Regions from separate parts of the Homo sapiens genome. Here region 2 is linked to region 1. Evidence: chromatin loops called from intact Hi-C (ENCODE). Cell type or tissue: adrenal gland. All regions are shown on one strand. Each heading gives the region's core, and the rest is flanking DNA. Links, peaks and the distances in the headings are about the cores only. Region 1 overlaps ARNT (aryl hydrocarbon receptor nuclear translocator). Region 2 overlaps LOC107985204 (a long non-coding RNA gene).

Region 1 (2,854 bases), core at 1-2,500:
AAGGGAAAGGGGGTACATGTCAGGGGTGAGGGAAGGGAAGGGAGAGGAACTTTTATTCTGTTTACAGAAAGATTTGCTTTTTAAAAACAAACAGTGATTTTTTCTCCCCCACCCCTTATCCTCACCCCAATAGTTCTATTCTGAAAAGGGGGGAAACATAGTTAGATCAGGGAATTCTTCATTGTTGTAGCTGTTGCTCTGATCTCCCAGCATGGACAGCATCTCCTGATAAAAGAAAAAGATTAAGTTTGGGTCACACACCTTGATCTCTTACACTTACCAAGTTCTACTCCACCATTCCCCTGCACTACCATCCCTGACCCCGAGTCTTTGCTGTGCTGAGCTCTTAGCCTTCCTTACTTCCAACAACTTTGACTCCTTTAGATCGCAGCCTTTTTTCCTAATCCCTTCTGTCTTCCTCCTACAGTTCCACCTTTTTCCTTTTCCTAGTTCTCAATATTTTCAAAGGGAGAAAAATCTGCTTGCTGTATTTCATATAACCCCCTATAGACATATATGGAGTCTCTTATCCTATTTGTTTTCCACCAAGACCTGTTTTGCTTTCTTTCAATCTTTGCTTTAAACCAGCTCTTCCTTTGTCCTGCCTAAGATTACTCCATTCACTCTTGCAGTCCCTCAGGACTTGTGTAAATAGACCATTATGGCTATAATCATTATGTTCTATTTCATTTACTTTTTATAATTTTTTAAATGGAACACTTCATGAATTTGTGTGTCATCCTTACGCAGGGGCCATGCTAATCTTCTCTATATTCATTCCAATTTTAGTATATATGCTGCTGAAGCGAGCACTACTTTTTATTTTTAATCATTCTGTCTCTTTTAAACCCAAAGCTACTGTGACTTGGGTATATGGAGCTATTTGAATGAGCTAAAGTAACTTTCTTTGGCATCTTCCTATGGTGCTAAATTTGTCTGTTCTGGTTAAATGGTATGTATCACACTCAATTCATACTCCTTTTTTGTTTGTTTGACAGGGACAGGATCAGGCTAGTTGCTCAGCCTGGCTTTGAACTCATGGCCTCAAGTGATCCCCTGCTTCAGCCTTCTAAGGGGCTGACATCATATACACAAGCACCACTGCATCTAGCTTCTGCAATCTTTTCAATAACTGACAGTGATCCCTACATTTATCCCTCTCTGTCTTCTCACATATACCCCCAACCAAACACCTCAATCCAGGCATGCTTCCTTCACTGTCTCTCCTCCTCCTGGACCCTTTCTCTCCCAGCTTCTAATTTTTGAAAGTCTTTTCACTCTCTTACCTGGAAGACCTCAGGCTGGCCAGGTTGCTGTGCTGGCGGTTGTTGAACATGTTGCTCACTAGAACTTGAACGATGATGAGGCTGCTGGCCCTGCCACTGTGGCCAGACACCCACACCCTCTGCTGTCCGTGTCTGGAATTGTCCTGCAGTCTGTCCAGTCTCAGGAGCTAGAAATACAGCAAGGAAGAATAAACAACTCCAATCTACACAATTCCATTGTGTACTAATGCCACAAGTAAACAACTATAGGTAAGCCATTAATTTTACCTAGGATAACTCTGTCCTTCTCTCTGCCAATCAATGCCTTTTCTATCTCAAAACTCAGCCCTAAATTAATTCTTCTTCTCCAGGCAGCCTTTCCATAGAGTTCTTTACTCATTTAGGTTAAATGTGCATACTATTAAATGTATAAAAATTCACATGATTTTTGTTATATGTGCTAAAGTATTTTTCATGTGGGTAGTTTTTTTTTTTTATTTTTTATTTTTTTGAGACGGAGTTTCACTCTTGTTGCCCAGGCTGGAGTGCAAAGGCGCGATCTCAGCTCACCGCAACCTCTGCCTCCTGGGTTCAAGCGATTCTCCTGCCTCAGCCGCCCGAGTAGCTGGAATTACAGGCATGCGGTACCACACCCGGTAGAGACAGGGTTTCTCCATGTTGGTCAGGCTGGGGTTGAACTCCCAACCTCAAGTGATCCGCCTGCCTCAGCCTCCCAAAGTGCTGGTATTACAGGCGTGAGCCACCGCACCCAGCTGGTAGGTTTTAAATTCTAAATAGATTGTCACCTTGCATTTCCCTACAATCAGGTCAGTGTACCCACAACACAGGCAAACAACTTTAACTACCAAATCCTTTCTCTTTAGTGGTGCGATTTTCCTGTTACTCTCCTTATGGTCTGGACTCACCAAAGTTAGATCCACGATTGGTGAGACTAGGGTAGGCAGCAGCACCAGGCGATGCAGTTGGGGCACCAGGGAGGGACATGGAGCTGAAGGAGGATGGAGTCTGAAAGCTGCCCACACCAAACTGGGAAGTACGAGTCTTAGCAGTAGCCTGGGTAGCCACCTGCTAAAGAGAGATGGAGAGGGGATATAGAACAAATACAGCATTAACATCATTGCACATACCATGCCTATGAGAGTCAACACTGTCAATCACTGCATCCTTCTGAACCAAGCTCATCACTTATTTCCTATTGTATATTTCTTCCAATTAACTCTCAATCTCTCTTGACACTATTTTTTAGGCAGCTGAGATAAAATTACAAAAAAGCAATGAACTATGGGATTAATAAAAATTGTAAGAATTAAATGAAAGCATCTTATAAACTGTGAAGTTATATAAAACTAGAGGCATTCATAACAGTAAAGTATTATATGCAGGCCAGGCGGGGTGGCTCATGGCTCATGCCTATAATCCCAGCACTTTGGGAGGCCAAGGCAGGCAGACCACCTGAGGTGAGGAGTTCCAGACCAGCCGGGCCAACATGGTGAAATCCCCGTCTCTACTAAAAATACAAAAATTAGCTGGGCATGGTGGCACGTGCCTGTAATCCCAGCAACCCAGGA
Region 2 (2,940 bases), core at 143-2,642, 100 kb after region 1:
GGCAGTCATAGGAAATTAATACATAATATATGATGATGCAGATGATGGTCATGATTCTGACCATCATCCCAGCGATCTTTTTTTCTTTTTGAGACGGAGTTTTACTCTGTTGCCCAGGCTGGAGGGCAGTGGTGTGATTCCGGCTCACTGCAACCTCTGCCTCCTGGGTTCAAGCAATTCTTCTGCCTCAGCCTCCAGAGTAGCTGGAATTACAGGCACCCGCCACCATGCCTGGCTAATTTTTGTATTTTTAGTAGAGACAGGGTTTCACCATGTTGGCCAAGCTGGTCTCGAACTCCTGACCTCAAGTGATCCACCCACCTCAGCCTCCCAAAGTGCTCGGATTATAGGCGTGAGCCACTGCGCCCAGCCCCCAGGGATCTTTTAAGAGCAAAGGGAAGAAAATCATAGCCCTTACTCTCCAAAGTCTGAAGTTAGGGGACTTTGATAGAGTGGTGTGGTGTATGAGCCAACTGGCAGGGAAGCTTTTAAGAGAATTCACTAGAAAGAAAGGGAGCACCTAAATTGCTGAACAAGACTCAATGTGGGTTTGGCTGAAGAGGATTGGTTTTAGTACAGCAGTTGATGGAGAATCAAAGCCCTCACATCCAGCCACGATGGCCTAATATTCTAGTCAACAGTAACCTAGCATATGAGTATGAACTGAGAGCCATAACCTTGGAATCTAACTGGGAGGGTATCACTTGGGCTTATGCAGTGACTTGGACCAGCAAGTAGCCACTTCAGTGGAGACATGTATCCATGGGACCAAGCTGGACTGGGTTTTAACAGCAATACCACATGGTATAGAGACACAACTTTAGCCATGCACTGTTAGCAGAGACCTGATCATTGGTCTCTGTTTCTGACTCCTGGATGTGGGACTGCCCACTTCCTTAGCTTGAGTAAGCCTCCAGGGAAAATGGAGACAGGGGAATCAAAGCGGAAGATACTAGACTTTGCCTGCACCAGAACAAGGTACTGTATTGTATCGGTTAAGCTGGCAGGGAGGTAAAGTGAGGATGTGGGGAGGGGGACAAGAGAGATACATGATTTGATTTGATGAAAAGAAACTCAGGGCAAGGTGCAGATCAGGTGAAAAGCAGATTAGGATTGATGTCAGCTATGTCGGTGTTTGTGGAAAAGTAAAATAAAAATAAAGGCTGGGTGCAGTGGCTCACACCTGTAATCCCAGCACTTTGGGAGGCCGAGGTGGGTGGATCACCAGAGGTCAGGAGTTCGAGACCAGCCTGGCCCAACATGGTGAAACCCCGTCTCTACTAAAAATACAAAAATTAGCTGGGCATGGTGGCAGGTGGCTGTAATCCCAGCTACTTGGGAGGCTGAGGCAGGAGAATCGCTTGAACGTAGGGGTGGAGGTTGCAGTGATCCAAGATCACGACACTGCACTCCAGCCTGGGCAACAGAGCAAGACTCCATCTCAAATAAATAAATAAAGGGTTGATGTCAGCACTTGAGGACTGCAGTGCATTCCCTCCAGGAACTCAGAGATTAACCTCTCCACCACTTCTTAACATAAACTGCATGACTAACACATGATTAATGAGAGCATCAATATGCAGTCACTGGAGAATCACAGGTTTGACAATTATCTGACTTTCTCCAGTAACCTAAGAAAAGATGCATCAGTTAGAAGAAGTGGATCATTTGTGAAAGCAGAAAAAGATGAACAATCTAAAGCAAATCCACATGGAGCCAGTACGAATACTGTTCAAGAGAAAGGGGAGGCTGGGTGTGGTGGCCCATGCCTGTAATCTCAGGAGTTTGGGAGGCTGAGGTGGGAGGATCGCTTGAGCTCAGGAGCTTGAGACCAGCCTGGGCGATATAGTGAGATCTCATCTCTACTAAAAAATAAAAAATTAGCTGGGCATGGTGACCCGTGCCTGTAATCCTAGCTGCTTGGGAGACTGAGGTGGGAGGATTGCTTAGGCCTGGAAGACGGAGGTTGCAGTGAGCTGTGCTCGTGCAACTGCACTCCATCCAGCCTGGGTGGCCAGATAATCCTTGGTACGGAGATTCAGGGAGTTGCAGCCCATGGACCTTCAGTTTGTTTGGTCTTATTGATCACATGATCTCTGTTAACCTGATGTTCTTAATCATCCCTTCCACCCACCTCAAACTAACAATTTACAGGTCCAATTGGTCTGCAGAGAAGTTACATTGGGCCAGGACCCTCCCACTACTAATGTGGGTGTGTCTGGTGGGTGTTGGGGTTCTACATTTGTGTTTGAATCAACATTTTAAAAATTATTATTATAAAGGTAATACATGCATATTGTAAAACAATTTTTTCAAACATCACCTAGGGATAAAAAGGCAAAAAGTAGGTCCGGGCATGGTGGCTCACGCCTGTAATCCCAGCACTTTGGGAGGCTGAGGCGGGCGGATCATGAGGTCAGGAGATCGAGACCATCCTGGCTAACACGGTGAAACCCCATCTCTACTAAAAATACAGAAAATTAGCTGGGCATGGTGGTGGGTGCCTGTAGTCCCAGCTACTCGGGAGGGTGAGGCAGGAGAATGGCATGAACCCAGAGGTGGAGCTTGCAGTGAGCCAAGATCACCCCACTGGTGACAGAGTGAGATTCCATCTCAAAAAAAAAAAAAAAAAAGGCAAAAAGTTATTTGATTACTGCCTTGTTTCCCATTCCTTCTTTCCAAAGGTAATCGCTATAAAGTCCATTTGTGCATATATATATATATATATACACATATATCTATCCAAATATTTTCCTTTCTTTTTAATCTAAACTTTTTGAATAGGCTATCCATTTTCGTGTTTCAAATTTCTTTTTTTTTTGTTTCTTTTTTTTTTTTTTTTGAGTTGGAGTCTTGCTCTGTCGCCCAAGCTGGAGTATAATGGCGCAACCTCGGCTCACTGCAACCACTGCCTCCCAGGTTCAAGTGATTCTCCTGCCT

Evidence for each region. Hi-C counts contacts between places; a loop is a spot of excess contacts. Peaks named below come from ENCODE experiments on the same cell type or tissue, not always from the same donor. Only the 100,000 strongest peaks of a DNase experiment are listed, where the experiment ranks them.
Region 2: it touches region 1 in a loop (2.0-fold over the local background); 7 of 110 quality-filtered maps call a loop at or near these places.

The regions. Positions count from the first base shown.
Region 1 is chr1:150,811,886-150,814,739 of GRCh38, forward strand. It overlaps ARNT (aryl hydrocarbon receptor nuclear translocator), which reads right to left. Exons shown (of 22, transcript NM_001668.4): 20 at 2,192-2,354; 21 at 1,287-1,453; 22 at 1-225. The coding sequence ends at 136. It also overlaps the pseudogene RNU6-1309P. Among named protein-coding and RNA genes, the nearest start is that of CTSK, 5.1 kb to the left of the region's middle. In adrenal gland, for the core only: a CTCF peak has its summit at 1,420; no DNase peak of the experiment used is centred there.
Region 2 is chr1:150,913,314-150,916,253 of GRCh38, forward strand. All of the region lies in intron 1 of LOC107985204 (a long non-coding RNA gene), which reads right to left. Among named protein-coding and RNA genes, the nearest start is that of SETDB1, 12 kb to the right of the region's middle. RefSeq lists an enhancer at 1,581-1,725 and a cis regulatory region at 1,653. In adrenal gland, for the core only: no CTCF peak of the experiment used is centred there; no DNase peak of the experiment used is centred there.